Linked DNA regions of Homo sapiens: region 2 is linked to region 1. A link is an interaction called in ENCODE POLR2A ChIA-PET data of the cell type or tissue named here. Cell type or tissue: GM12878. All regions are shown on one strand. Each heading gives the region's core, and the rest is flanking DNA. Links, peaks and the distances in the headings are about the cores only.

Evidence for each region. ChIA-PET counts read pairs that join two places held together with the same protein. Peaks named below come from ENCODE experiments on the same cell type or tissue, not always from the same donor. Only the 100,000 strongest peaks of a DNase experiment are listed, where the experiment ranks them.
Region 2: POLR2A ChIA-PET joins it to region 1 with 5 read pairs; 2 of 35 experiments call an interaction of 5 or more read pairs at or near these places.

Annotation. Positions count from the first base shown.
Region 1 is chr2:178,818,240-178,823,637 of GRCh38, forward strand. It overlaps a transcript of CCDC141 not described here. Among named protein-coding and RNA genes, the nearest start is that of TTN, 14 kb to the left of the region's middle. In GM12878, for the core only: no CTCF peak of the experiment used is centred there; a DNase peak (open chromatin) is centred at 2,022.
Region 2 is chr2:178,940,122-178,945,519 of GRCh38, forward strand. CCDC141 (coiled-coil domain containing 141) reads right to left here. Exons shown (of 24, transcript NM_173648.4): 6 at 4,414-4,530. Among named protein-coding and RNA genes, the nearest start is that of CCDC141, 110 kb to the right of the region's middle. In GM12878, for the core only: no CTCF peak of the experiment used is centred there; no DNase peak of the experiment used is centred there.

The DNA.
Region 1 (5,398 bases), core at 110-5,109:
AAGTAAAAACAAAAACAAAACCCATAAAGGTGACTTTTTAAAATTTTATTTTAAGTTCCAGGATACATGTGCAGGATGTGCAGGTTTGTTACATAGGTAAACATGTGCCATGGTGGTTTGCTGCACCTATTAACCCATCACCTAAGTATTATTCCCCACATGCATTAGCTATTCATCCTGATGCTCTCCCTCCCCCAACCCTCAACAGGCCCCAAGGTGTGTAGTTCCCCTCCCTGTGTCCATCTGTTCTCATTGTTTAACTACCACTTATAAGTGAGAACATGTGGTGTTTGGTTTTCTGTTCCTGTGTTAGTTTCCTGAAGATAATGGCTTCTAGTTCCATCCATGTCCCTGCAAAGGACATGATCTCATTCCTTTTTATGGCTGCATAGCATTCCATGGTGTATATGTACCACATTTTCTTTATCCAGTCTATCATTGATGGGTGTTTGGGTTGATTTCATGTTTTTGCTATTGTAAATAGTGCTGCAATGAACATACATGGGCATGTATCTTTATAACAGAATGATTTATATTCTTTTGGGTATATACCCAGTAATGGGATTGCTGGGTCAAACGGTATTTCTGGTTCTAGATCTTTGAGGAATCACCACACTGTCTTCCACAATTGTTGAACTAATTTACACTCCCCAAAACAGTGTAAAAGCATTTGTAAAGGCGACTTTTATCAAGACTCTTGAATAGAGTCATCTTGTGAAATTCCACTTTCCTCACATATAAGGGAGAAAGAAGGGCAGACAGAAGGAGGAACTTGTTCTTAAGCTACTAAATTACCAAGCTTTACTGGGGATCTGTCTGAGTAAGAGTTTCCAAAGTAAAAAAGCTACATTCTTGGAGACTATTCTAGAGACAGATTTAAACAGAAGTAATAAAGACGACATTTGGAACTACGCATGTAGCCATTGATTGCAAGTGTACTTAGGGGCCTTTTTGCCAAAAAATGATAACCTACACAACTTTTTTTGCTGTCAAATTCCAGAATATAGACTTCAGTCTGTTGAATTTTGCAGGCTTTTATTTGATACATTTAATTGAACATCATCATTATCATTTTGCTGATATGTCAGGGCAGTGGTATGTCAGGAATTTTAGCTCTCATAACAAATTTATTCAACTACTTAAAACTATTTAGTAATCTACCCAGGATAACTAATCCATTTAAGAAGAACAAAAATAAGAAAAAGTTTCAATAATTAAGAAACAGTAAAATAGCTTTGTGAAGAGCACATTATTTGCTGGATTTTATTTTCTGAATTGTACTGACAAAACACCAGTGTGTAATCTTGACCAAGCTTATGCTATCTTGTTTCCTTAAATAGTGGTTCTCAACCAGGGATGATTTTCTGCCAGGGGATATTTGACAATATTTGGAGACATCATGGTTGTTACATCTGAGGGTGGAGGTGCTAATGACATCTAGTGGGTAGAACCCATAAATGCTGCTAAACATCCTACAGTGTATAGGACAACCCCCCAAACACACAGAATTATCTAGTCCCAAATGTCAACCTTGTATCAAGGTTGAAAAATCCTGCTTTAGAGAAATACACCACAAATACCACATTTTCCTCATATTTAAATAATTTTAATACATATACAGATATCTCATGAAACATTCATCTCAAAACCTAAGCAAAATACAGTTTTTTATATAGAACATTTTCTGGTCAGTGTACACACAAGTTGAATGGTTTTTGAAAAGCATTCTACTGCATTAAAGGACATAAATAAATAAATATATTTATTAAGCTTCTCTCACTAAGTAAAGCACACCACTGATACTTCCTCCTGCTTATCTGATACATAAAAGGACATTAAGCCATCATTTCCTGCAGTTTATGTTCCATAACACGGCAGTTGATTAGAAAGATGTAGTTACTTCTGTTTGAAAATGTAGCTGCTGCTCTGCCCTCTGGCTCACTTTGAAAATCTGTGGTTCTGAAAGCTCAAGGTACTATTTTTACTCTTCGTATTTGGCTCTGACCTGTGAGCTACATTCCTGCTTCTCATTTCCCTTGGTTTGGCCACACCGGTGGAGAGTGGGGCTGTGGTGTGTTTTTTTAAGGTTGGGGGAGGGGTTGTAGTTACTCAGACAAGATTCTGATAAGTTCACGCTCAGGGTGGTTTTGACTGAAAACTAGAATTTATAATTTTACAAATCGGATTCTCCTTTTAGATATGTATTTTTATTAAACATATTATATCTTCCCATGAAAACAGAAACATGGCAAATAATAACTGAATATTGTTGGGCATTTAAAAATATTTTTATTGAGGCTCAAGCTTAATTTGGAAGAAAATTGTGAACTATATTCTATTTGTAATTACTTTACATGCAATAAAGTAATTTTTCCCTGAGAATGAGATCTAAAGTTTTCAGATTAAATTGAAATGAAAGAATTTTTTTAAAAAGTTATTAATTCATATGAGCTGTTCTGAAGAAAGCATTAGAAATGTGTTAAAGCTTATTTCAAAAGGGATCATAATAGAAAAATAATTTGACTTAATGTCTATATAATAAAGGCTAAGATTTTTAAATTGCCTGAAACTGGTACTGAGCTCTTCATTAAAGCAGGTACCATGTGCGTGGACATTTTGATAGCCCTTTTTAGAGTGCTACAGTCTTATAAGGGTATCTATCTATGAAGTTCCTCAAGGTTCCACATGTTAAAGATGTCAAAGTGACTTTTTATTTTCTATGTTCTATTATACCACTATGCATTTTTATAATACTCACTGGACACAAAACAAATGTTAAACTAGGTTTGCATTTGTCTAGAGAATGACAAGATCTATGCTGACTTTCTTTTTTCTAACATAGGAATAAATTTTTCATCAACTAGCTATATTCCCAGTTATTTCATCACTCAACAAAGCCACAACTGCATGAAAGGGCTTTAAGCCTGGGACTTTTGGGGGTGAATAAGAGCCTGATTATTTGTTTGGGTATACCAAGTTTTTAGTGAACCATATTTGAAGTCCTACAATCATATATATATTTATATTTTTTCTTTATTGAATAAATAGAATTTGTTATGACTGCCAAAAAGTACACTATTCTGAGCAAACAAAATTATTACCTTATCTGTCTTCTGCTTCCCAGGAAATTTCCTTTAAATTTTGTTCTAAACCTTGACTGTTCTCTTGATCATTTGGCCCCAAACACCAAGTGCTTGGCAATATCACCTGCCTGTTCCAATGAGAAAATCAAGAACACACTGTGTGTTTAATACCCCTTAGAGATCAGTGAGAGCTAGACGCACATTTAGAAATGGTCTATTTTGCACCATAATTCACAGGCAAGGAACATGAGGGTCAAAGATTTTAGTGGCCTAAATCCTCAGAGTTCTTCTGTAGCAAAGCTAGGATTAGAATTTAGGTTTTTACACATGAAAAAATGCTCATCATCACTGGCCATCAGAGAAATGCAAATCAAAACCACAATGAGATACCATCTCACACCAGTTAGAATGGCAATCATTAAAAAGTTAGGAAACAACAGGTGCTGGAGAGGATGTGGAGAAATAGGAACACTTTTACACTGTTGGTGGGACTGTAAACTAGTTCAACCATTGTGGAAGACTGTGGTGATTCCTCAAGGATCTAGAACTAGAAATACCATTTGACCCAGCCATCCCATTACTGGGTATATACCCAAAGGACTATAAATCATGCTGCTATAAAGACACATGCACACGTATGTTTATTGTGGCACTATTCACAATAGCAAAGACTTGGAACCAGCCCAAATGTCCATCAATGATAGACTGGATTAAGAAAATGTGGCACATATACAACATGGAATACTATGCAGCCATAAAAAATGATGAGTTCATGTCCTTTGTAGGGACATGGATGAAGCTGGAAACCATCATTCTCAGCAAACTATCGCAAGGACAAAAAACCAAACACCGCATGTTCTCACTCATAGGTGGGAATTGAACAATGAGAACACTTGGACACAGGAAGGGGAACATCACACACCGGGGCCTGTTGTGGGGTGGGGGGAGTGGGGAGGGATAGCATTAGGAGATATACCTAATGTAAATGACGAGTTAATGGGTGCAGCACAGCAGCATGGCACATGTATACACATGTAACAAACCTGCATGTTGTGAACATGTACCCTAGAACTTAAAGTATAATAATTAAAAAAAAAATCCCTCCTGAAAAAAAAAAAAGAATTTTGGTCTTTAGCTCCTCCAAATAGTAACATTTTAAGAGGAGTAATACAGAATACTCCAATTCTTTAAAACAAGTGCTCCCTTCTCTATGAATACAAGATTGAGAATGGGCTCAAAAGCATGACATTTTATAAAATTAGTGTTCCACTATTTTAATGAGCAATATTTAGGATTTCAATTTACTTGCATAAAGGTACATGATAACCTCAACAAAAAGCCTACATTTACCCAATTAAAAAGGATTCAGATGGCCCTATGTTTCTCAGGGCAACATCAATGGAGGGCCGTTTATCTCATCTATGTTATCTCTAAATGGAAATGTTTATATCAGACATATAAAGGCATATCCATCATTAGAAATTTAAAACAAAAGTGAAGATTGTAATTTATTTTCAGTAACATGTACAGCCAGTGTCATATAATTTAAATATCAATTATACTCTGATTTCAAATATGTCTGTTAATGTTATTAAAATAACCATGTAATCTTTGCACTGTATATGGAGTCTGTTTGAGCCAACCTGCAAAGTTTCAGATTGGTGGAAAAAGAAATATTTCTCCATGTGTCCACATATGAAAAGGAATATAGCACAATGAGAAGCCAGTACATTTGACTGCAGAAAACTGTCTTAACTTGCTTTGATTACTATCCTTCCATAAAACAAACCACTACTCTGCAATGGGATGTTTAATTGGTGTACGTTAATGGTGGTTAAATATTAACCACCATGATTATTTTTTCTCTGAGTTGGAGAAATTTCATTTATTAAGTGCATTTTGAGTCAATAGTTATATAAGAATAAGCATCCTCTATCTGCAAAAGTTTGAATGAGATAATCAGATTAAATTTATTACCTTTAGAGGAACTTAATGTCAAATTATACTTTAAGGAATTCCCAGTAAAGCTAAGAAACAGGCAAGCAAATTCTGTTGTTTCCAGGTATTTAGTAGACTTAATATACATTTTATTATTAGCATATAAACCATTAGCAATAAAAAAGAAATAAACACACAAAACATTTGTTCCCGCAGTAATCATGTATGCTTTAGTAACCTTAAGATATGAGCTAGAAAAATTCATCTTTAAAGATCTAGATTCAGTACTTTTATGGAAGCTTGAAATACCATAACTAATGGATTGAAAAAACCAACAGCTGCTTCTCAACTAAGATTTATGATGTTATGACGTTGTT
Region 2 (5,398 bases), core at 263-5,262, 120 kb after region 1:
GTAATAGCTGAAGTGAAGAACTTGGCAGGAGGGCTGAATGGCAGAAGGAGTACAGCAGAAGAAAGAATGAGTGCTCTATAAGATCAGAGATTAGGAAAGAATAAAGAAATGGGGGGAGGCAGTGATAAGTTAGGAAGGATAGAAGTAGAACATCATCTACGTAATACAACTTTCCAAATTTACATTGCAACTAGAAATTAGCATACTGAAGAACACAAAGAACTGTATAAACTAGATGCAAACAGTGTTATGGCAAAAAACAATATGAGATCTATGGCTTCATTCTATTTATGCAAATGGAAACACGTAACTCTGTATTTTAGAAATAGGACTATGTCTAAAGACATATGTTGAGCCCATTAGAGTAGGTCCCTGTGAGAATGAGAATGTGAGGGATAGAGAGAATAAAGGGGAAGACAATAAGGTAAACCAAAAGGGAAGTGTAACTCTACTCTGAGGGCTAAAAAAATGTTTTTAAAGATATTGGGTGGATAGATAGATAAAAGGAGGTTAAGTGATTATCTAAAGTCACAAGGGAATCACAAAAAAACCTAAAAGGATGCTTCTTCTTCACAACGTAAAAGACTTACTACACAGACATTAATCAAATGTCCTTTTCATATCAGGCACTGTCCAATGTGCTGGGAATACCAAGGTAAGATACTGTCTACTTTAAAAAAATACTGCTACTTCCCCCGCCCAGACTTACTCCTTTCAACCAGCTCTGGAAAGGTGTTTTCTACACTCATCTTGCTTTCAATATAACAAGCATAATTGATACTGAAATGTACATCCTATCTCCTTTACAGGATTTGAAAATTAAAGAAAGTTTTGAGGTCATCTAGGCCTACCTCTCGTTGCTTCAGGAATCTCTTCTATTTCCCAACCTGTGGAAGTCTATTTTTCTGTCATGACCATGGATTATTATTTCTTTCCTACAGAATGGCTGTGGATAAGTCTATTGCCTCTAAGACAACTCTCCTTAGCCTCTCTTCTCTGGCTTACACATTATGAGGACTTTAACTCTCATCATAGACAGCCTGGTCTGATTGCTGTTTGCCTTATTCTGCCATATTCTGGTTTGACCACCCCCTCCTAACCAACAACTCATATTCCATCCATCTGTTCAAACCCCATCCTTCCAGAAAGCTGTCCTGGATCACCCCAGAATAAAGCACCACTCCCCCTTGTGCATATACACTGATGGGGGTCTCTCTAACCCCATATGATTCGGAGACTCCTGAAGTCTTAATAGCCAGTTATCTTGCCAGTGAATTATCTAGTGTCTGAAATTCATGGCAAGTATCTTTAGAACCTTTTTGTATCTACAAGTTATATGTGAGCATTCATCTTCATTTGACTGAATCAGTCTAAATAATTAGTCAACATTTTTGTAATTTGTAATTAAAGATGGATTTAAGATTGATGGCTCTATAGCTCAACCCATAGTTTGGAAGGAAAATCTTACATTGGAAAGAATGCTTCACATAAATAAATAAAAAAAGAAATCCCAATAAATAAACGAACCTCCCCCTTTAGAAAATAAATTTGCCAGGTATGAGAGTTCATGCCTGTAATCCCAGCACTTTAGAAGGCTGAGGTGGGAGGATCACTTGAGGCCAGGAGTTCATAACCAGCCTGAGAAACATAGCAAGACCCCGTCTCTACAAAAAAAAAATAAAAACAAAATTTGCCAGGTATGGGGGTGTGCAGCTGCAGTCCCAGGTGCTCGGGAGGCTGAGGTGGGAGAATCGCTTGAGCCCAGGATTTCGAGGCTGCGGTGAGTATGATTGCACCACTGTGCTCCAGCCTGAGTGACAGAGAGAGATCCCATCTCAAAAAAAAAAAAAAAAAAAAAAAAAAAAAAAAAAAAAAAAAAAGGGAAAAGAAAAGAAATTTACTCTCAGGGATGCTGTAGAGAAATAGGTTTCTATGCCTCACTTTTCAAAAACAGTTTGGCTTGAAAACTACTTGAGTACATGGGGCAATACTCAGCTTCTGCACAAGATGCAGAGTAGTTCAGGACCCTAAAGGAAGTGCATATACTTGTCTGGAACCTCCCAGGCTCAAACCATCCTCCCACCTCAGCCTCCTGAATAGCTGAGTAGCATGCAACACACCTGGCTAATCGTTTAAATGTTTTGTAGAGATGGAATCTCCCTATGTCATGCAGGCTTGTCTAGAATATTATTTATTTCTAAACACGAATGAGCTATCAAGCCATGAAAAGATATAGATAAACTTAAATACATATTACTAAGTGAAAAACACCAATCTGAAAGCCTACATACTGTACGATTCTAACTACATGACATTCTGGAAAAGGCAAAACTATGAAGACAGTAAAAAGATCAGTGGTTGTCAGGAGTTGGGGGTGTGGAAAGGAATGAACAGGCAGAGCGCAGAGGAGTTTTAGGGCAGCAAGAATAATCTGTATAATTCAATGATGTTCAATCATTCAATACATATCATCATACATTTGTCCAAACCCATAGAATGTACAACACCAAGAGTGAACCCTAATATAAGCAATGAACTTTGGGTAATAATGATGTGTCAATGCAGGTCCATTAATTGTTACAAATGCGCCACTCTGATGGGGATGTTGATTATGGGGGAGGCTACGAATGTGTAGGGGCAGGGTGTATATGGGAAATCTTTATGCCTTCCTCTCAATTTTGCTGTGAACTTAAAACTGCTCTAAAAATAGTCTTTTAAAAATTATTTTTTACATCCCTTATACCTGCAACTTAATAATATTGATGGAAAGAATATCTATATGCTTTTTTGTTTATGGACATCAGAGGTTGAAATATGAGCTATAAACTATGAGAAAAACTGTGCCCTACTAAGGTCAAACATTAACAAATATTCTACTCTAGACTGTCTTCAGGGCTAGAGGAAACCATAACTCTACAATTTATCGTGAATATAACCCCAAGGGATGTCTAAATTATGTGTACACTATATACTGCTTTTTTTGGTATTAAAGGAAGTAGCATCCTATGCAATTCTGGTGATCTCTTGTGCTTGGCATTTGGGGCTTTCGATAGAATTTTCACTGATAAAACTTGAGTTTGATACAAACAGAATAAATTGCCATATAATTCAATGAAAAAAGTTAACCTCCTAAACAGATAAACCAAATGCTGAAAAATTTTAAGAAATTAAAAAATAATCAGTCATTATTAGTCAACAGTCTTCTGTAAGTGCACCTTTTATCAATCAAATATTCAAACCAAAGACTTTGAATGCCTACAAGACACTGGAGTGTTCAAACAGAAGCAAGAAACTGAAACAAATGTGTCATGATCCCCATGAAAAGATTTAAGTCTAAATAAATGCAATCTACTGCCTCCATCCTCATCCTGCCTACTCCTAACCTCCCAGACATGTGAATATTTGACTTGTCTAGCCTGTATTCAACTACTGTCTAGTAGTGTTGGCCCATTGTTTTCTAGAGCTTTATGACTTAGCTCTACTTACAACTATCATAATCTAAAATATTAATATACAAAGTTCCCTAAATCTTGATAGTGATTATTCACTGTTCCCATCCCATCTACTATGACGGACTTCTGTTTTCTTGTGGATCAATATGGAGCCTCTGTAAAGAATTTTGGAAAGTATTTACAGACCCCCAGATGTATAAACGCACTGATTTTCAAATAACAAGACACAATGGAGAGAAGGTCAACCAAAACACTGGTGCTTTACTCATCTTGCTTTCAGCACTTCATGCTTGCATTTTAATGCATTCTATATACCTATAAGTGGCTGCCTGGCTGGTAGCCATTACTTCTTGTAAAACTGAGAAATCTGAAGCAAGTTAAAGAGCAAAAGACATGTAAATTGGAACAGCAATCAAATTATATCTGGAAGTCATAAAAGTGATGACTCATAGTGACATCTCAGTGTAGAAAAAAAATTTTTTAGAAAGCTAAAATGTATAATGTTTAAGAGCTTGGGCCTTTGTATTAGACAAAACCTAGAACTGAATTTCAAATCTGCCACTGACAAGATATATTACACTGGTCAAGTGACTTGGCATTTCCAAGCCTTTTTGTTTTATTTGTTTTGATGCATAAAATGGAGAAAATAATACCTCCCCCTTAGGGGTTTTATGATAATTTAGATAATGGATCTCATATACATACTATAGTGCCTGGCACATAGTAACTATTCAGAAAAATATAGTTATTGTTGTAGAAGCTGTTAATTTGTTTATCATTATTCTGGAAGCCCTGTCAATGCACAGTGGTATTTGCTAATGTTATTGGGATATTTTTTTACATGAACAGTAGATTAATCAAAGACAGTTCTCAGTTCTCCTCTAAATTACCCACAGAAGTATATTCAAGAAAAGTTAATGCATTTTTCAATTATTTTTAGTGTGTCTAATATATCTCTTACCTTTGCTTTTATTATCAGTTCCTCTTGCTTATGAATTCGATCCTCATTGTCTGAAAGTGATGAACCTAGACTTTGTTCCTGTAAATTTCTTATAGTTTTCTGAAACCAACAAGTAACCTAGGTAAAAGGCAACAAAGAAAGATCAAAATTCAAATGATCAGAATAAGTGAGTAAAAATTCAGAAATAGTCCCTCAACCTTTCAAAACTTAAGCTACTTTAATTTCTTTTTATATAAACCATCTCATGTATTAAAATAATATGAACAAGTTTAGAATTTTTTCTTCATTTAACCTCTACATGCATAAAAGAGAAAAAATCCCAAAAAGTATGAAAATGACTAATCAGTTCAGTAGATTACATGGCATGAATAAAATGAAAATCTCCTAACAAAGAATCAAAATAGATTCCCAAGCAGTCCAAAAATCATGAATTCATTTAAAATATATCTTCTTTCCTGGAAATGAATATGAATCTAAGTATAGTTACGTAAACCCATATGAAGATATTAAACAGCAGAGGTAGAATTATATTTTCTGCCATAAAATAGACTATGCAGAAATATTTAGTTTGCTACAAGTGCTGGAAATCTGTATCCAGAAAATAGAGAGGTTATTAACATTTACATTGACTTGATTTATAATACATGCCATATACAGTGCTGAAACTACAAATAGCAAAGGACTTGAAATAATCTGTACCTTTCTAAATGATGCCAACACTTGACATGGGGGCCCTGGATGCAGATTCCTTATCTCAATTAAAGGAGACTTAGATTTTTACACTCGAATCCTGTATAGCATTGTCCTTATGATCACATCATAATGACTGATTCTTAAGAGACTACTACAAGCTAGTTGCTTTTTGGGCATCATCTCTATTTCTCTCAACAACTTTATAACAGTCATGATATCATCATTTTAGAGATGCGGTAACTGAGTTTTGAAGAGGCAGCTTATCCACAGCCACATAGTAAGTAGCAGAGAC